Linked DNA regions of Mus musculus: all the other regions are linked to region 2. A link is a loop called in an ENCODE intact Hi-C map of the cell type or tissue named here. Cell type or tissue: left cerebral cortex. All regions are shown on one strand. Links, peaks and the distances in the headings refer to the core of each region. The heading gives the core; the rest is flanking DNA. Region 1 has its middle 19 kb from the start of Gm32680. Region 2 overlaps Adgra1 (adhesion G protein-coupled receptor A1). Region 3 overlaps Cfap46 (cilia and flagella associated protein 46).

Region 1 (6,929 bases), core at 1,204-6,203, 170 kb before region 2:
CACCACGCCCGGCAGCTTTGGAATTTCTAAGGGCTTTATCTAGGCTTCATTTCAATATTCTGCTAAAAAGGAAGCCTGACTGTAAGAGGATGGAAACATAACCAAGATGCTGGTGTGAACAGTTCCCTGGTGATATTAAAACAAACAACAACAAGCAAGCAAGCAAGCAAGCAAGCAAGCAAGCAAACAAACAAACAAACATTTAGGCTTGCAGCCACATGTGAGAGAAGGCAGAGGAGCAACCTGTCCCAGCCTTCAAAGGACCACACAGCCTCAGGAACTAATCATCCATGACTATTCTACTCTCTGAGTCCACAACAGAGTCTGGAAGAGTTCTAGCAAGCAATACCTGTGTGTGTGTGTGTGTGTGTGTGTGTGTGTGTGTGTGTGTGTGTGTGTGTGTGTTTTAGATCAAGCTGGATGAAATACACTGTCCTAATTTGTTGCTAACTATATTATTGCTGCATTCCTACATTCCTATGTTGTCAAATGCTATTCTTGTTTTCAGTTAATTCCTTAATTCTACTCAGAATGTACCCCTAGGAGATCACAACTGTGGCTATAGAGTCTTGGTTACTGATGCAACAGTTAGGGCCACAGGCTGCACAGATGGCTACAACAACAGCATCCCTTGGGTGTCTGTGAGGTTGCGTCTGGAAGAGACCAGGAGTTGAATGGGTGTCCAGAGTGGAGACTCAGTGTCACTAGTGTAGGTGGGCGTCACCCACTCCACAGAGCACCTGAACAGTAACAAAGGTAATGGCATTTTTTGAGACCGAAAACCCATTTCCTCAGACGTCAGCCTTTGTGTTTCTCAGCCCCTTGGTCTTGAGCTGATCTCCCATTTGCTCGATTTATCTTTTATCATCTATCCTCTATACCACCTATCTACCTGTTGATCTGTCTCGCCTGCCTATCTATCTATCTATCTATCTATCTATCTATCTATCTATCTATCTATCTATCATCTGTCTACCTAATATCTATCATACATCATTTAGTCATCTAGCAACCACCTATCCATACATCCATATACCTATCTATCATCTATCAATCATCTGTCTATCTATCTATATATCTATCCATCAATTACCTATGTATCTATGTATCTGTCCTCTATCAGTTTACCTACCCATCTATCTATTTGTACAGTGGTCCGGTTTCTCTGCAGTGCCTTGCCTTAAATAATGGCTTTTTGAATTTTTATTCTTTAAAGTTATCCAAGTAAGATGAAACATAAAATAATTTTGAATGTTCATTATCAATTTAAAATATTTATAACTTTAAATTTTTTATTTTATTTTATCCACAGGCTATTGAGAAGTGTGTCACCTAATTGCCAAATATCTGGCAGACAGAAGATTTTCCTAGATCTCTTCCTGGCACCAGTTTTTAATTTAATTCTACTGTGATTAGAGAACATTTAATATAATTTCAATTTCTTGAAATGTATTAAAATTTTGTTTTGACTGACCATGCCAACTGCTCGGGCAAATGTTCACTGCTCACCTAAGATGGTGCAATTTGAAGTAACCATGAGTGTTATGTGGGAACCACAAGGCCAGTGTGGCAGGAATGGGGGTTTCCTGCCCCCATTTCGGCTAATGCTCCACACATCAGCAAAAACTCTTGTTAGAATATCATATCATGATTGCAGATCCACATGTTGCTTTCTAACTCTCAGTTATCATTTTATATTTAATAACTAAAAACCATTTGGAATTATTTAAATGTTTCTGTTGGGGGGCATACACATTTATGCTTCATATGTCTTACTGACAAACTGACCCTTTATCTCTGTGATACTGTCTTCAGTCTGTTTTGTCTGATATTGAGCAATTAATATTAATTTATTATAGCATACTTTTTGCTCATTCTTGGCATTTTTGTTTTTTTCTTATTCCCCCAACTGTATTTAAAATATAGCCCAATGGCTGAAAAGATGACTTAGCTGTAAAAAGCAAGGCGTGCTCTTATGGAGGACCTGAGTTTGTTCCCAGTGCCCATGTTGGAGACTCACAGTCACCTGTAGTTCCAACTGGAGGGGGTCTAATGCCCTCTGTGGCCCCTGAGCACACATCCTCACACTGCATGCCTCCTCACTGTGTGATCCCCCTCCCCCACCACTTCAATGAAAACAGTAAAAAAAAAATCTTTAAAATATAGCCTGCTATACTATAAGCCAACATATGCCTTTCGACTTTTATCTGTCTGTTTAGTATTTTGGTAACACTGGGGATGCCAGACAAGCAGCTGACCCTGAGCCACATGAGCCCTCCAGCCTGGCAAGTCCAGCCTTTTAGCTGAGGAGCCGGGGACCCTCTGAAACTGCTGTGACCCATGCTGTGCTTGCTCCTTCCTCTCCGCCTCTTTTGCTTTTCTGGCCCTTCCTGCTGCCTCTTTAAAAGTCGGTTGACAAATTTTAACTCTCCTGGGGATGCTTTCCCTCTGCCTCTTTGCATGGTTATTTTAATCCCTGATCTCAGAGTTAAAAAGTACAACTTTGGCTTTTCTCAGTTATTTAGCATAAACACAGATCCTCTTTCACCTAACAGAGTGCAGCCTCAGCCACTGCAGTCCCTTTGTGCCACCGTCCCATAGTCTAAATCTGCAGGTTTAATAAATGGCAATGTAATCCTTTTTATGTTAAACTGCTCACATTGTTCTTAAATAATCAGACAGTAAAGGAATATAGTCCTTCACATTTAATTATGTACATGTTGCCTATAGAATGCTTCTGGTTGACTTTCTGTTTTTAAATTTTTCTTTCTTATCTGGAGATGTATCTATTTTGCAAATAAAAGTCACATACGTAATAGACACAGAATTGTGGGTGATTAAGTGTTCTTTCTGCTGTCCGTTCCCTGTAACTCAGTGGGAAGCTGTGTCATCATTTTTTGTTTGTTTGTTTTTTTGTTTTTTCTCTTTTCCAAGACAGGGTTTCTCTGTGTAGTCCTGGCTGTCCTGGAACTCACTTTGTAGACCAGGCTGGCCTCAAACTCAGAAATCCGCCTGCTTCTGCCTCCCAAGTGCTGGGATTAAAGGCATGCGCCACCATGCCCGGCTGTGTCATCATTGTCTGATCATTTTTCTCCCCACCCCCAACCCTGGTCACTCTACCGACTCGCTCCTGGTCTGTGTGTTTAGGTCTGACTTCTCTATGTTTATTCTGCTTCAGGCTTGTTGGACTTCTCTTGGCCATATTCCCTTAGGTTTTTGTCTACTGTCTTTCTCATGTCCTTCTGGGGCTCCATATGCACGAGCATCATGCTGTTTACTCCTCTTCATCGCTTTCAAAATACTGCCTCTCTTTTTTCACTGTAGAGATCTGAACCTGCTGGCGGGTGGCTGAGGCTACTAGTATGGATGGGGCTGTGCTGGAGCTGTGCTCATGGAGGTAACAAACCATTTTAGACAGGCTTACTCATGGGGACTAGGGGAGGGCCATTTCCCCTTCCCCTTGAGGCCATATCTCTCTGTTATAGAAGCATACATTGTAACTTACCAGCCCTTCCAGAATCCCAAGGGGCAGGGGCCTTAAACCATTCATTCTACATGCTGTGTGGACTTCAAGCATACACTGTCCCTGGGTCCAGCCCAAGATGTTGGATATCTCTATCACCAGCCTACGAGACAGTGTCTGGAACCCTCAGTTCAGGATCCTGGTAGGTGACGGCATGCTCTGTGTCTTCCTTGGGACAGGAAAGTGTCATGGTGCTCACTGCTTCCTGACAGCTTCCCCATCCTCAGATGTGGACGATCAGTTCCACCCTATCCACTCCAAGCTCTGTGGTCAGGTAGACATCACCATTAGCTGTGATGGGAGCTGAAGGCCCAGTCCTCAGCACAGGCTGGCAGGCCTCTTCCCTGTGCCCCACTTAAGTTAGCTACACTTGTCCCAGCTTACTCCAGGGTGCTGTGGGTGACTCCGTACCTATAGAGGACACTGGTGACCACCAGGTGGCAGCAAAGGAAAGTATCAGCTGTTCTGTGCTGACCTGGCATCTGCCGATTTTCTCCCTTCCTCTTTCTTCCTTCTCTCTTTCCATCTCTACACCCACCCTCCCTTCACCTCTGTTTCTATCTTTCTCCTCCTTCTTCCCTCTCTCTTCCTTTTCTTCGTCCTCCCCTCCCTCTCTTCCTCCTTTCTCCTCCCCCCTTTCTCCCTTCCCACTTTTGAAGGTTTACTTAGACTTAGCAAATATCCTGCTTTTAGTTACATAAGCCCCCACCCCCACCCCCCGCAGCTGGACAGATCTGGGTAAAAATAACACTTGTCAGGCGTGATTACCTTCCTGTCCTCTGAGCTGAGTTGCCTCACCTCCCTGCAGAGCTATTTAAAGCCAGGCAAGCATCAGCTCTTCACCCATAGGTTTTGAGGCTTCAGAAGGTCTTGGGTAGAGGGGCCCAGGGACATCTTCACCTGGCCACCTGGCTATGGTTGTCATGCAGAAACAAGGCCCTGGGAAGAAAGGGAGGGTTTAGACTCAGGCTGGACAAGACACAAGGAGGCTTGCATGCTCTGGATGCCAATGAGTCTGGGAGACAAGAAGAACCTGGCCTGGTGGAGATGCTGGGGGTGGGGATGAACGCTGAGTACAGGTATATGTCTGCCAAGTATTGGAAGCAGAGGACCATGGCAAAGGCACCTCTGCTCTTCTGTAAAGATCTGGAAACTGGGGCAGAAATGAGCAGGTCTAAAGGCAGATCAGCACAGGAGCCCATCCCAGTGTGGTGGGCAGCTGGAGTGAAGTAGGCTGTCAGAATACCCTGAAGTGCAGCCTATCCTCTGCCCCCTCTAGCCAGCAAATGCAGCCTGATCTGTCTTGGGAAGAGCGCAAGTACCCCAGGCAGGATCCTAGCGCACTTGCAGAACCACGTGAGGGTCTGCAGTCTGAGGAAGAGTGATGAATGCTTGCTCACAAGCATCTCACTCACAATGAGACATTCCAGGGTAGCAGCCCACTGGCTAAGAGGAGTCCAGAGGGTGCCACTCCTTCTTATAGTCCCCCGACTCTCAAAGGTAGGCAGGGGTTAGCTGGGGCTCCAGATGGCTATTGGGGGCAGGACTGGGCCCAGGAAGAGCAAAGATCATGCCACAGAAGCTACAGTCTCCCTGTCTACCTTCCTTCTCCTTCCCTTCCTCCCAATTTGTGAGCTGACTGGGTTCCTTTCGTGGCCAGCTTGGTAGCTTGGTTTCTGAGCCATGGCTTGCAGCCAAATCCTAGTGAGATAGTTTCATATTTTACTGCTTTTAGAGAGAGAGAGAGAGAGAGAGAGAGAGAGAGAGAGAGAGAGAGAGAGACTGTCCTAGTCTCAGGTCCTTACAGAGCAGCCCAATCTCTTCTCATCCACAGCATCAGGTTTTCCCAGACCCCAGGTTCCTACCCCTAGCTGTCCCCCAGCTTGAAGATCGGCAAGTTGTTTTCCCCTAAGGACCAGCTGTTTTGAGATCAGAGGCCATGAGAAAGCAAACCAGCACAGGGGCCCTTCCAACCACAGGTTTCTTCCACACAGAAACAAGGCCAAGGCCATCTGACCACCTGCCTCAGCTGCTAGCTTTCTGGTGGGGGAAGATTGTCTCTGCATCAGCACCTTTGGAGACACTGGGCCTCCTGACTCTTATCTCATGTTCTCAGACGGCAGGCAGACTTGTGCATCCTGGAACCACAATGAGCTGTTTTTAAACTGTCCCCAGATGAGAACAGAATTTCTGGACTACCAGGTTCACAGAGCAGCCAGGCTGTGTGAACATCTCGAGGGAGGCATTCCCTCTGTGGAAAAGCCGAAGAACCCTGAAGCCGAGTCCCATGGAGACCAGGCCATCTAAGCTCTAGAGAATGTCTAGGGCCTCTAGCCACTAAAATCACCTGTGCTGGGAGAGAAAGTGGCCAGGTGACCAGGATAACCAAGCAAAGGAATGGATATACATTCTAGTAAATACATACAAACATACACACACATACAAACACACACATAGACACACAGAGCAAACATGTGGCATGGACGCAGGTATATACAGATACGTGCACATGCATAGCACACATACGCACAAATGTACAAGCACATGCACAAGCATGCTTGTATGTATACATAGATAACGCAGCGTCACACATACCTGCATGCACATATTTATATGCACATGCGCATGCCCACTGCAAACAGGCATCTAGATAACAACTCTGGGATGATACACAAGGTGAATGAAGGATGTCTTCTAGTCTGCTTGTAAGCATGTGCTGCAGCAATGGAGGTCTGCTTTCAAAGGGCAGACGGAACCTCTCTACCTGGTGATGGCACTGCCTCAGGGCGCTGTGGACACCTGGTAGAGGCGTGGCGGCTCGAGTGTTCAAGTGCTCTGTCTTCCAAAAAATCCTCCACTGAGCATAGCTCAGGAAACTCATGAACAGTATGTCAGCAGCCATTAATTTAGGCAGGAGTCCTCCAAGGATGCCAACTTGGCAGGCAGATTTCTGATGTACAGGAAACTAAACTAGTCTCTAAGCATCTCCCCAGAAAATAAGAATTAATTGCTTTTTAATTAATGTGTGCCACATGTATTCATTTTCAGGGGCTGCAAAAACAACAACAACAAAATTCATCCAAACTTGGTGGCTTTTAACAACCTAAACATAATTGTCCAATGTTCTGAGGTCATTGTCCCACCCAGGTCTTCTGGTGTTCCACATTCTTAGACGTATGGGTGATGGCCCTCCTGTATCAAGGACCACCTTCACCTTCAAAGCTTAGATGTGATTCTAGCTCTCTCTAGCCCTGCAGTCTCTGTCTGTCTCCTCTTTGGACTCTGTTCTCTGCGAAACCCACAAGAGGAGGACAGCTGTCCACCACCTGTTTTTTCTCTGTAGTCTTAAACCCTTTTGGTCTACAGATTCACATTCTGGGCACCAAGACATGGGCCATGCTGGGGG
Region 2 (6,929 bases), core at 989-5,988:
GCAACCCTCACACATGCCACAGTGCGCCCCATACCCTCCTCATCGGAACCTGCTTCCACCCCCTCCCCTGCTTACCTGGGACAATATCCTGCCTCCACCAGTGTACCTCCTTGCCCCACCCACCCCAGCCTGCCTCTGTCCTACCCTGACCCACCTCCTAAGGGTCAGCACACCAGGCTAACCAACAGCTGGCTCCAGACACATCTCCAGACTGCAGTTCTGTCCCTATCAACCCAGACCTCATGGCTGACCAACCAGTCTTATCAAAAAATTAAAATATTCCCTTGTAGGAAAGAAACCCCATTCTGTCCTGATGGCCCGGGGGGCGAGCACATTAGCCACACCCCCACACTTACCTGCTTCTCCCTGCAGCTGCTGGATGGCCTGGGAACCCAGCCTGGGTGCGTTCTATGGGCCGGCTGCCTTCATTGCCCTGGTCACCTGCGTGTACTTCCTCTGCACCTACGTGCAGCTGCGGCGTCACCCGGAGCGCAGGTATGAGCTCAGAGAGCGCACGGAGGAGCAGCAGCGACTGGCTGTGCCAGAGAGCGGCCATCGCCACGGAGTCCGTCCCGGGACCCCACCCACCTGTGATGCCCTGGCTGCCTCGCAGCTGCAGAACGAGCATTCCTTCAAGGCTCAGCTTCGTGCCGCTGCCTTCACACTGTTCCTGTTCACAGCTACATGGACCTTTGGGGCCCTGGCTGTGTCTCAGGGCCACTTCCTGGACATGATCTTCAGCTGTCTGTACGGCGCCTTCTGCGTGACACTGGGACTCTTTGTACTTATCCATCACTGCGCCAAGCGGGAGGACGTGTGGCAGTGCTGGTGGTCCTGCTGCCCTTCCCGGGGAGACACCTCCACCACCAAGCCCGGCGCCCATCCTACACTCGATGCCAACGGGGATGCGCTGGGGCATACGGCCTGCCTGCAGGACTCACCATGCCCTGGGAAACTCAGAGGTTTTGGCCATCCACCAGCCAGCCACTGCAAGATGACCAACCTGCAGGCTGCCCAGGGCCATGTCAGCTGTCTGTCACCTGCCACCCCGTGCTGTGCCAAGATGCACTGTGAGCAGTTAATGGAGGAGGAGGCGGCCCACATCCACATGGCTGAGGAGGACGTCTACCCACACGATCCCCACCTGCATGACCCTCACCTGCACAGGTGCCTCAAGGGCAGAACTAAGTCCCACTACTTCAGCCGGCACCAGGCAGCTGCGGCTGAGAGGGAGTATGCTTACCACATCCCCTCCAGCCTGGATGGCAGTCCCCACAGTTCACGTTCGGAGAGCCCCACCAGCTCTCTGGAGGGCCCAATGGGGATGCACACATTGGCCTGCTGTGCCCAGGCTGACCCCTTCCCCATGGTCAGCCAGCCTGAGGGTGGAGACACAAGCCCTGGGCTCTATGGCTGCCCCCCACACCTATCCCCAGGCCCTGCCCACTTGGAGATGCTACGAAGGACACAGTCCCTGCCTTTTGGGGGCCCCAGCCAGAATGGGCTGCTCCAGGGTGATGTTCGAGAAGGCCTGCCATTTGGCACTGATGGGACAGGGAACATCCGAACAGGACCCTGGAAAAATGAAACTACAGTGTAGCCAGGTTGGGAACACAACTTCTTCGCCAGTGCCACCACGTGTCCCTGGAGGAGCTTCAGAGCAGGGAGTGGCCCTTTGCTATGTGGACTGGAAGGGCCATCAAATGACCAAGTGGTTCTGAAATGGTTCCCAGCCCTCAGCCATGATCTCTTTTGTTGTATAAGAACCCATGGGAAGAACACTGGGCCACATACAACCGCCACTAGTCCCCAAGCTTACCTCCATAAGCTAGTCACCTGCTTTCTGTTTATAGCACCTTCCCTCGCTGCTGGGAGGGAAGCTGGGAGGACACCCCCCCCCCAAGACTCCAGCTGGTGTTCTTGCCTTTGGTATATATATGTTAGGTTTTGCTCTAGGGACCACCGCAGTGGCCCTCCAGAGCTCGCTCACACTGGGCAGTTTCCTGTCCCCTGCTGTCCTTGCGTTACCTCACACCTGCATCTCCACTGGGGGAGCCATCTGGCACCTCGGCCTACTCACCACCTGCACCTGTAATGGGAAATGGCCCTGGCCTGGTAGCCTGAGGTCATTTCAAGTGCTAAGGATGGGCCTGGTATGGAGCCATGGGGAGGGGAAACAACTCATGGCTGTGGCCTTCAGGGAGCTGGCTACAGTCTCTCTGGGCCTGTGCTGTTGAAAGTTGGCCTCTATCAGACTGGATTCTGTCCCATTGTGAGCATGTAGTAGTCAGATTCTCCGTCCCACAAGGAGGGGCTGAGTGGGGTGTGACGGTCATCACGGATGAAGGTTTCTTATCATGGATGACGGTTTCTTTTCCTTTTTGCCATTTTCATGATCATTTTGGGTACAAAGCCCCACCTCAAAGAGTATATTTCAACAATGAGCCTTTTGTACAAGCAAGTGTCTTGTCCCAGGGGAGATCCTCACAGAGGTGAGAGCCCAGAGATGCCAACCTGTGACTGTCCACCCTTCCTCTCCAGCTTTCTCTTCCCAGTTTGTAGTGCATATGCCTACATATGTATACACACACACACACACACACACACACACACACACACACTGGCATACATATATGAACACACCTTTGTGTGTACATACACTTGTGTGTACACACATGCTTATACATATTTACAGTTACACTATGCACACCACATACACGTGCATCCACACGCTTGCCCACCACATGTATGCACGTGCACATGCCTGCACACTACCACACATGCACACATACCACACTGTCCACACACAGACGCATTGGTGTTCACACGCACCCACAAACAATTAGTGTGTATCACAGCCCTGAGTGCTGGGTTTCTCTGCAGATGTGGGTGAGTCTGTGACTTGCTTCACAGAGCATAGCCTTCCCGATAACCGCCTCAGAGAACAGGGCATAGGTAAGTTCCTAGAGCATTGGAGGCGAGGCGGCAGCATTCTGCAGCCTGTGGTGGGCAGTGCCATCTAGAGGCAGACACACTCAGTATCTGAGTAAGGAGGCTAGCAGGCAGAGCTGATATTCATAAGCTCCTCTGTGATATCCCTTAAAGCAGCATTCTGTACCCATCCCTCAGGTGGGTAGCCAAGGACCACCAGGCTGTTTCAGCTCCTTTCACTAACGGACTTTTTTACCTGCTTGTGTAGCTGATGTGTGCAGAACCCACCATGCTGTGTACGTACTGTAGATACAGACCATCCAGAGGAAAATACAGTGTTTTACATTGTTTGTCCTTGGTCGGGCTGGTCAGTAGCATTCATGTGTGTGTTTCTCAGTCTTGACAAGGAAGACCAGTATGGGAGAGGCTTGGCCCCCATCCAGGCTGCTCCCCTGGGCCTAATCCCTCATCTTTTCTACCACGGTGCCTCTGGGAGAACAGAGACACCTCTTCATTCAACCAAAGAAATTCGGCATTAAATATTGAACCTGGCTGTGTTTCAACATTGATTTAGATTCATGAGTCCACTTGGATAAGTGCTGCAGCAGAATCCCGTGACGTCCTGTGGGGAAATGTCATAATGTGCAGCATCCCTGCTTCTCAGAGCCCTCGACTCAGAACCAACCTCCCTTAGGCTGAAAGTTGTCTGTGCCAGCTTTCCAGGCCTTGCTTTACCAGGTCCCTCCCTTCTTCCTTCATGATAATCCACATGGCCAGTGTGTAGGTGGCTGTACAGTGAGTATTCACGTGAGTGTGAATGCACATGTGTGCCTGTAGAGCGTTAGTTGTGAGTGGGTGTTGTCAGAGTCACATTGCATGTCCATCTGTATGGAATGTGTGTGTGTGTGTGTGTGTGTGTGTGAGAGAGAGAGAGAGAGAGAGAGAGAGAGAGAGAGAGAGAAAGAGAGAGAGAGAGAGAGAGAGAAGAGAGAGAGAGAGAGAGAGAGAGAGAGAGAGAGCTCTTCACAAAGGTAACACTACATACCCGGACACACACATACACACACACACACACACACACACACACACACACACACACACACACACACACAGCATCCCTGCACTGGAAAGTATTTCATGAGGTTATATCCTCAGCACACAGAGATGTTATGACAACTTTAATCACCTCAGCAGTGGTTCTAACTATGGAGGCTCTGACTGTCTGGAGACTAGCAGCGTCTGCTGTATCTCCCACGGGGCCACTCCACAGCCAGACAATCTCACGTCTGCCTGCTGAGGTGCCGGTGCAGCCTAGGCAGATCAAGGACACCTCTCAGATCTATGAATGAGTCACCTCTTCAGGCGCTTTGAGTACCCGAGAGGCCCCTGGAGCTACCAGAAAGATGCTGAGACAGAATCTACATCCCATCTACCTGAAACAGGCAGGCAAGACTGAAACATGGGAAGACCAGGGAGACTCTGGGCCCCATCTTCAAAGGAAAGTCAACTTAACTTAGAGGGTGTAATGAGGTTGTTGGGGCTGTGGGTCAAGGTGTAGCCTTGGCAGAAGACCTGTTATAGGATGGATCCTTCTATAGGAGCAGGTAGCCCTATGGATTTCTTTAGCAGTTCCTGACAGAGGTGTCCCTGATGGTGACTGTGCTATAGGCAGTCTGCCAAGTCCTACCACCTGTCCCCTGACCCTCAGTGTTTCTAGGTAGATACTGCAGGCCTCAGCCCACAGTAGGCTCTGAGATCAGCAGATCCCTCTGCAAGGACCACAACCCCCAGGGCAGCCTTTGTCACACTTACTCCTTCATGGTGCTGTTAAAATTTATGTTTGAGGCCAGTGGCCAGGGAAACACCTTCATTCTATGATTTAATATTCTCTAAAATATCACCTGTTACTATTACAACTGGGACCAAAGAGTGAAGCCTGAACCATGCAGTGGTGGTGCACGCCTTTAATCCCAGCACTCGGGAGGTAGAGGCAGGAGATTTCTGAGTTGTTGACCAGCCTGGTCTACACAGTGAGTTCCAGGACAGCCAGAGCTGCACAGAGAAACCCTGTCTCTGGGGGGAAAAAAAAGAGTGAAACCTGTTAAACAATGTATTTGAAGTCCTCTGACCACAATGGAGCCCAGCTCTGCATCTGCAACAGAGGCTAGAGACAAAAGAGACAGGAGGAACAGTGGACACATGGCTTAGGCAGAGGCTGGGCCCAATGGGGCTCCTGGGATAGAAGATAGAGAAACCAAGAGGGTGAACCGGTCTCTGGGACAAATGAGTGGTCACCTAGGTGCTTTGGTTAAACAGGAGGATAGAGCAGGAAGGTCCTGAGGTCCAGGAGATACAGGAGAGAAGGAAGTCCCTGGGGCCCCCACTAGTAAAGGGTGTTTTATAGTGAGTCAGTCAGGCTACTTCAAGAATCAGGTAGAGAACCCGTTTTCACCTCCTGCCTCTCTGGAGTGGCGTCTGTGATCCCAGACAGGAGGTTTAAATAGAGCTAGTACCCAGATAGCCAATCCCCACTACTCCGGGACTACTATCCAGGCCTTCGATGGCTGCATAGCACATTCTTTCCATTCACCAAGGCCCAGACAGGCACTGGATGTCTTAGGGGGTCATCTGGGGTGATGGGCCCCTGGTTGACTCCTCACCTACTACTGATATGGGTGCTTAGAGAAATGATGCTAAGTTCCTTTTAATTCCAGACTACATGATTTGATCCTGCATCAATATCAACACAATTGTGATCCCACATTCCTGTCTCCATAACCCAAGCTACAGCTATAACCAGCCATGGCCCCTTCAGGGGGCCACCAGTTGGGCCTGTGCATCAGTTCCCATGGCAACTGTTTCAACAAGACAGTGACTTGTAAGACAACCGACTCAGAGAAGAGGCTTGGTTTGACCTGCAGTTCGGAGGATCTAGTCCAGGACCAGGAGACCATGGCTTTGGGTCCATGGTGGGGGTACCTGAAAGTAACAAAGGACATGTTAGGAAACACAGGGAAAAGCAAGCAGCATAGATCACACCAGGAAGGACCAGACACCCATGGTCCCTTTTAAAAGCCTGTCCAATGACTTAAAGGCTCCTCATCCCACAAAGACCCCTCCCAGAGGTGCATAGCACACACACCCTACCCCCACAACAGCACTACCTTGGGAAACAAGCCTTTGACACACAGACTTCTAAGCATACCACAACAAGGACACAACAGCAAAGCATGCAGAAGGCAGGCCCTTCCCTGACAGCCTACGTCCTTGGCCTGTCCTCAGGACCAGATCCACCTGCCTGGAGAGGGAGGGTGGAAAGAGCTGACTCACCAGGGAGAGCCAGAGGAGTCCTCATGCCTGTGTCTTGGTTTAGAGAGGACTCCTGCCCTGTCTCAGGAACATATCCCCGTGTACCAAGACTCCCATAAAGAGAGGCATTCTAGTGAATTGTTGTGAGGAAGATGCTGACAGGGCAAGGAGACGTGGCCCGCACAGGGCAGGATGAATTCACCTTTCTGGTACCCTGGGATGGTGAGTGCTCTCCACTAGTATATTCAGGAAAGCACTGAAGTACTATGGGATAGGTAAGTGCTGTGTGACCTCTGTATCGTGGGAAACAGTGAGTGCAGCCACGGCCTCAGGAAGCTGATCCTCAGGGTCTCTGAGTCATCGTCACCTGCATCACCTCAATGTAGGCTTAGGTTTTTTCAAAACCTACTTTATTTAGGGTTCTTAAATCCTTTAACCTCCCTTCTAATTCGCTGGCCAGAGGTAGGGAAAAAAGGTTAATTGGAAATGGATGATGGGGACCTGCTTAGAAGCAGTTCCTTGGGGCAATTTTCCTCTTTGTTGTCAGGATACCAACAGTCCAGGTCAATAGCCAACACCAAACAGGAATCTGTAGCAGTGACACGAACCAGCAGAACCAGCAAGGTGCGCATGAGTCTGTGGAGGCAGCCAGAAGCAGCCGGAATACCACGAGAAGTTCTTTGGTGTGT
Region 3 (6,929 bases), core at 913-5,912, 230 kb before region 2:
GCTGGGGGTTCGGTATACTTTTTACTTACATATGGCCATGCATTTGTTCTTAATTTTGAATCTGTTTTGCCTATGAATAGACTAGCATGCTCAAGGCAGGGTCCGCTAATCTATTCTGCAGTGTCAAATACACACGGGGCTCTTGATTGCCAGGGAATCTTATCATGAGAAGAAAATGTATTCTTTTTGAAAAAAATTGAAATCTCTGTTGTTCTGAGGTCAGGGTGGTGTCTTCCTGTCCCTGTTTTGCCGATGAGTACACCTCCACGTTTTTTTCAATGGTAGAAACATGATTAAGGGGAAGACAAGACACATCTATCAGCATAGCTGGGGTCTTAGGTGAAGGCTCTCCACTTTGGTAGGATGGAGAACCTGGGCTGGGCATTCTCTGTACAGAATAGGTTTTCATAGGAGCTTAAGAGAAAACATCAAGTGAGAAGTAGACATGCTCATTGGCATGGTCCCAATTAAGGTGCCTCGTGTGAGGACACAGGATATGAACCATGGGATGCTCAAGCTCCCAAGAGCTCCTGTTTCCCATTGCCCCGAGGCTACCAACCTGGGAGGAACGGGATTTCAGGGCCTGTCCCTCCAGTCTGGAAGTCAGCTGACGGCCACTGGTGCAGAGGCAGGGTTTTATCTGTCTCCTTAAGTGAAACAAACAAATAGACAGCACCTGTTGGAGGAGGCTGATGTGTTCCTCCATCTTGGTCCTCATTAGTGTCAGTCAAAAACCAAAAGAAAACAAATAACCAAAGAGAAAAGAAAAAAAAGGAATTGCCACAAAATTTCAGAACATACCATATATGCCACATGAGTACAAGATCATACATACCACATCATGTATCATGTACCATATCATATCACATCATACTACACATAGACCATACCATGCACATCCTATACATGCCAAGACCTCTTGTGCCATACAAAAGCAATGTCATATTACACCACACTGTACCACACACTCTCATACCATATACAACACACCAGCTTGTGCATACAACATCATACTACATACAATATTCCATGCACACCACAGCATGATACACAACCATACACATATCATATCACACATATATTGCACCACACATAACAAATTGTAACCAACACACCACACCACGCCACACTTCTAAACCATATCAGGTATAGACCATACACAAAACGCACACCAACCCCCACACCCACCCCCACCGCCCCCAACAGGGGCTGTGTTCAGTGAGAGTTGTGTTCCCAATCAAGCCATGCCCCAAGGCAGCCATATCCTGTGGGAGCTATGCTGTGGGGTTGTCTTTTCCTGTGAGTCTGGCCAGGCCTGAGGGTAAAGGTCTCCTAGCAACCTAGCATGTGTCCCTGTGGCACCTGCTTCTTGTTCTCTGTCTTGTTGATGATGCTGATGATTCTCTGGAGGGATGCCTTGGCCTTCTTCCTGTTGGCCGGTGAGGACAGAAGTGGGAGCCATGTGTTCCAGTAGTGCCGGGCGGCCATCATCACCAGGGAATTGCTGTTTGCCAGGCCCCCAAACCTGAAATGACATGCCTGGTCTAAAAATCCCAATAGGCTGGGCAGACTGCTTGGCCACACCCACACCTTGCCCAGGACTAGAAAGCTCTTTCTACGAAGGCCTTGTAGGGGAGGAGTGGAATCAAGGTGGTCCAGCTCTGGGACTGTACGGCAGGCACCATGGTAGTGCAAGCCTTGTGTGCCACCTCCCTAGCTCCTCAGGTGCCGATCACATCCCAGGGCAACGATGGGCTCTCCTAACCTGGCCCTTGCTGTGCCCACCTGTCCCCGCTCCTTAAGCCCCTGGATGCTTAGGGACCCTCCGGACATCCTTTGCACCCCCTTAGCTCACAGCTCTATCGAGTTTCTCCCATGGATGCCCCGGTGTCTGTGAGCTCAGCTGCATGACAGGATGTCGGCAGAGGCCTGCTTGTACTACATGATTCCTTCCTCGGGATTCGGTAATGTCCCGTAGCACCATGGTGGCACTACACAGGCTTGGCTTCCCCCTATACTTAGCCAAGCCAGCCTATCCTCCCCCCTCCCCGTTGCATACCTGGCACTTTCTACAAAGGCCTTGGCTGCTGCTAGCCGTAGCTGCTTCCTGCCTTTCAAGTTTTCCATGATGCTACGGCCCTGGATGCAGGACACCATACACAGCATTTCTGCTGCGAGCTTGGCGTTGCTCCTGGGGAGGACACAGAGCAAGTGAGGGGAGAGGTGGGAAGTGATGCTCTCCACTCACTGCAAACGCTATCCTTCCACCCACTGCCCTGCAAAGGCATCCAAAGACGGAGGCGCACTTCTACCTTATTCTGTGCTTTAGGGCGAGTGGTTCTCCTTCTGGCCTTCTGAGGCCATCCTTACCAGTGAACTGAGATGCCTACGTCTGGCCTGGGTGTTTGGGACACTCATTGAGGAGATGGTCTTCCATTCCCAGAGATACTACATAGCGAGTCTCATTGCGGCTTCTGGAGAGAGCCATGCACAGAGACCTTCTGGGGATGTGGGAATCAGCTCTGTGGGTGCCTGGCTGATGGATTCTCAATTACCCTGATGAGAGACCCCCAAATCAGAACTAACTGGCAGACTCCAGCGAACCCACGGAACCATGAGACAGACTACTTAACTGGCTTTTAGCTGCTAGTTTCTGGTGGGTTTCCATGCATCAGTGGGCCAGCAGAACCATCCGTTAGGCTCAGCCAGGCTGTTTCCTGGGCTCAAAACAACGTCTTGTCCCAGGTGGTCTGTACTCTGTACTGAGAGGTGCACACAGGCCTGCAGGACCATCCCAGAGCAGCACCGCAGCTCCTCACACAGTCTCTTGTTTCTCAAATCCAGGGGAGCTGTGGTCTGGGTACATGCAGCATGGGGGTGAGGGTGGGGTGAGAGTGGGGCGGGAGGAGGGCATGTTCCCGCTGTTTAGCTCAGCCTCACGGATTTTATTCTGTGAGTAATAAACTTGTTCTGAGGACACTTCTTTTGGGTCCAGGGGCTCTGGAAGACAGGCACCTGCTTGCTGGAGCAACCATCCCCATATGCCAGTATATGCCAGTAGAGGAAGGGCATCTGATCTTAGACTGTAAGGACCTGCTGCATAGTGGGAATTGGTGGTCTGAAGATAAACTGAGGTTATGGGGTAATTAGAATCCCTTTTTTAGGTGATAGGTTGGTGTAAAGAAGGCTGAGAGCCTAGCCTGGGGAGTAACAATCGGAAATTTTGATCTTTCCATACAGGGCCATACAACTTAAAAAAAAAAAAAAAAAAAAAAAAAAGAGGTGCGCTGCAGCCAGCAGGGTGCAACAACAACAGTCACCAGCAGGGGGCAACAACGGTCTATAAAAGACTTTCAGAAGCCTTGTCGAGGAACTCAGCACTGCCCCCTCCAGGTTTCTTGTTGCTGTTTGTATGCATGGGCATCTTTGCTTTATTTTTACAGGGATTACCTTTAAAAATTAGATTTGATTTAGTATCACTGATGGAAGAGTGTGCTAGCCTGGCCTGGTGCTACGCCCGGCTCCCCTCCTGTGCCCAAGCAGGTGGTGGCTGTTTGCAGTAGCACAAACAGCGTACAACAACCCTTTCTGCGGGGGTGCTCAATTCTTTTTGTCCTAAGGATATTTTGAGTGATAGAAGTGGATCTTGCACAGGGTTGAACATGGCCATTTCCCCAGCTCTGGTATGACCCTATTGGGTGTGACGTCTATGTCTGCAGTCACCACATGCACCCCCCCTTGTCCATCTTCCCTGCAGAGCTATGGTAAGTAGACTTCAGCTACTCTGGCCTCCCTCTTCCAACTCACTATAAAATCAAAGGAAGAGCGAAATTTGTGTGGGTAGATGGCTCAGTGGTAAAGGTTGTGCCCTCTAAGGCCAGGACACCAAAAGTTGTTGTAATCATTTCTCTTCTCATGCCTGCGGCCAAATTCCCCATAAGAACAATTGAAAGAAGGTGGGGCTTTTGGTTCACGTTTGAGCCAGATTCCCTGCTGGAATATAAGAGGAGTGTAGCCTAGTCTCCTAGCTGACTCTTCTCAGCATTCTAGTCTCCCGCACCCTGCCAGAATGGTCCATTAAGTTTTTCTAGGACTTTTCAGTCCTAATTTACAAACTCTTCCACATTCCTCCTACTAACCAGTTCTAAAGGCCCCTGGGCCACATGATCAGGTGCTCTTCAGCACAAATGTCACGTCCACACTGCAGGCCATGGGCTTCTGCTGACTCTCAGCAGTGGTCTGAACATAGCCTCGGAGCTGCCGCTGTGCACAGGACACAGGCTTGGCCTTGTCCTCCTAGGAGTCTGACCAATCAGGAGGCAGATGCCACATGCCCCTTAAATCCTGCCAACACAGGCTGGCATTACCACCACCCCAGGAGCGCATCAAAAGGGCTCAGAAAGCAAGGCTGGTAGACATAGCTCAAGACTGGGGGCATGGGCAAGGGGAAGAACTCGGTGGATTTGGGGACTAAATCTGGCCACTGGGCAGAGGAAGCACCTTTATAGCCCTGGGTCATGACTCTGTCTTTCAGGGTAACTGGACTCAGGAAAGAAGCCAAAAAGAAGAGCCCAAGGAAGGCAGCCTTGACTGTGTGGCCAATTGTCCCAACACTGCTTTTTACAATAGCCCCATGTTCAGGAAAAAAGGAAAAGGACATTGCTGAAACTACGAGGGAAGATGGACACGTTCTGGTGCTTCACTGGTGGTGAAGGCTGACTAGTTAATGTTCCCCTCCCCCATCCAGGCTCATGTGTTTGAACACTGGTTAGGAGCAGGTGGCACTGTTTTGGGAGGTTGTAGGGCCTTTAAGAGGTGTCACCTTGCTCATGGGATCCAGCCATTGAGGACAGGCTGTGAGGTTTTGCAGCCTGGCCATACTTCCCGCTCCCTGCTTCCTGTTCTGAAGAGCAGACTGTGTAGCGAGCCATCCCAGCTGCACACTTTAGCTGCCTTCTCACAGCCTGCCCCCAGGCCTTCCCTCTGCAGTGCACTGCAGCCTGAAACCATGAGCCAAAATGAACCTTTCAGTTTCGAGTCGCTTCTAATCAGTCCAGAGCGATGAGAAAGGCAACTCAAACCACCAGTGACTCGGAATTGCCAGCAGTTGCCATGGGAGGCCCGACAGAGATGCTGTCTCCTGTCCAACAAGAGAGGGGATGGCCTTCCTATATCCTCTGGTGACATTATACTACAGCGTAATGCATCTTGTAACTTAGAAATCCCTTTGCTGAAGCCGTCTGCACCAGGGTTGGAACATGGTTGAACTGAGAACCACATACGTCCCCTAACACCATACGCTGAAATCCAACTCCCTGGGTGATGGTTATTAGCAGAAGGGATGTTGGGAAATGAGCCAGTGCAGTGCAGAGTTGGAGCCTCAGGACGGAACTCTGCCCCATAAAGGAATACAAAGGAGCCCTTTGCCTCTTCTGTCATGTGAAGTGGCGATCTTTGAAGTAGGCAGAGACATTCACTAGACACCAACTGAACTTCAACACCAGCTTCTACACCATGAACAAGAAATCCCCATTTCTTGGGCCTCTCTGCTGTGGTATTTTATCACAACTAAGAGAACCACCCACTCTTAGCTAGCGGTCATACACAGACAGCTGTTGTACAGACCTCCCAGCTGAGGCCTGTGTAGCTCTGAGTCCTCAGTGATACAGAGCTTCATGTGCCCTGTTCACTGTGTTGTTCTAGAGCACACAGCCAGAAGCAGGTGAAGAACCGCCAGGTTCCTGCCAGACACCCCTTGGTCAGCAGGGCTGAGCCTCTGGCCCCTCCTCTGGCAGGAGACACACTCCTTGCTCTGCTTCTCTGGGGATGTTACTGTGTGCCTCTAGGACATCATCGTGGAAGTCACTTACGGTTCAAACGACCTCAGGTGCTTGAGGCCCATCTGTGTGGCATTCTGAGAACACGCCATGGTGACCTCATGGTCGTGAGCCATGTAGGCGAAATGGGTGAGGCGTGTCAGGGTCTGCAGCTCCACCAGATGGTCAGACCAGTTGCACTCGGAGGCCATCTTCACCACCTTACCAGCGTGTGAAGCAGGGGAGGACATTGCATTAGTGACATGACTGCCTAGTGGTCTGTGGCCCTCAACAATGACCACGCTGCCAGCCCAGTGAGCGCCATCAATCCCGTGTTATTTGCACATGGCTTAGCATGCATGCTGATAGGGATTGCTATGCAGTTCTAGATAGACCACACCCATCTGTGAAGTCAAGCTGCAATGTAAAGTTTGCTACTGATCTCAGCTGCCTCATTCTCACCACTCTCCCAGCACAAGGCCACCTCTAGACCAAGGACAAGGAATAGGTAAGCCTGACCTCTCATATGCCTCTGTCTGTGCTGAGGTCTTGGGATGAAGGGGACCACAGTCAGGCCACTGAGAGAAGCATCCTCTTCACACTAGTATAAAGGATGGTGCCATACAGAGGCCAGACATGTGTGCTTTGAGAGAAGGCAGCTGCAGGGATACAGTGGGAACCGCAGTGCCAATGTGGATGTGGGTTTGAGTTCTGACTGCCTCGGGCAGGATCCCAAGCCTCAGCTTCCTCATCTTTCCTGGATGGGGGTTGCTGAGTGACCTCCTGGAATCCCTCGGGAGACTCACCTGAACTAGCGGGGGCACAGTGAAGTCCATGAGGCCCAGCCCATTGCACGAGTACATCTCAAGGGCAACTAGGACCCTGGTCACGGAGCTGATGTCTTCATTGGTACTCTGGAAGGATGGATAGGGTTGAGCTCCCAGGCGTCCAGGGAACAGCAGGGGAGAAAGCAGTGGAGACCTGAGCCCCTTTCGAGATAAACCTGTGCAACATTGGTCTCGAGAAACAGCCAGACCCCAGTATTTGGAATGTTGATCTCCTAGGTTATTTTGGTGAAGTTAACCTCTTCATCATCCTCTTAAGCAGCAAGAC

The links. Peaks named below come from ENCODE experiments on the same cell type or tissue, not always from the same donor. Only the 100,000 strongest peaks of a DNase experiment are listed, where the experiment ranks them.
Region 1: it touches region 2 in a loop (3-fold over the local background); 30 of 42 quality-filtered maps call a loop at or near these places.
Region 3: a loop joins it to region 2, with 3 times the contacts of the local background. A loop is called at or near these places in 22 of 42 quality-filtered maps.

The regions. Positions count from the first base shown.
Region 1 is chr7:139,699,688-139,706,616 of GRCm38, forward strand. No RefSeq gene overlaps it. Among named protein-coding and RNA genes, the nearest start is that of Gm32680, 19 kb to the left of the region's middle. In left cerebral cortex, for the core only: a CTCF peak has its summit at 3,955 (motif pointing right); DNase peaks (open chromatin) are centred at 3,964, 4,540 and 5,196; H3K27ac peaks cover 987 bases.
Region 2 is chr7:139,874,595-139,881,523 of GRCm38, forward strand. It overlaps Adgra1 (adhesion G protein-coupled receptor A1), which reads left to right. Exons shown (of 8, transcript NM_177469.3): 8 at 373-3,494. The coding sequence ends at 1,600. Among named protein-coding and RNA genes, the nearest start is that of Kndc1, 17 kb to the right of the region's middle. In left cerebral cortex, for the core only: a CTCF peak has its summit at 3,020 (motif pointing left); DNase peaks (open chromatin) are centred at 3,017, 3,389, 3,710 and 4,216; H3K27ac peaks cover 535 bases.
Region 3 is chr7:139,644,917-139,651,845 of GRCm38, forward strand. Cfap46 (cilia and flagella associated protein 46) reads right to left here. Exons shown (of 59, transcript NM_001302546.1): 21 at 6,623-6,730; 22 at 5,871-6,037; 23 at 2,060-2,191; 24 at 1,363-1,525; 25 at 560-647. Among named protein-coding and RNA genes, the nearest start is that of Cfap46, 35 kb to the right of the region's middle. In left cerebral cortex, for the core only: a CTCF peak has its summit at 3,363 (motif pointing right); DNase peaks (open chromatin) are centred at 2,288, 3,357 and 4,270.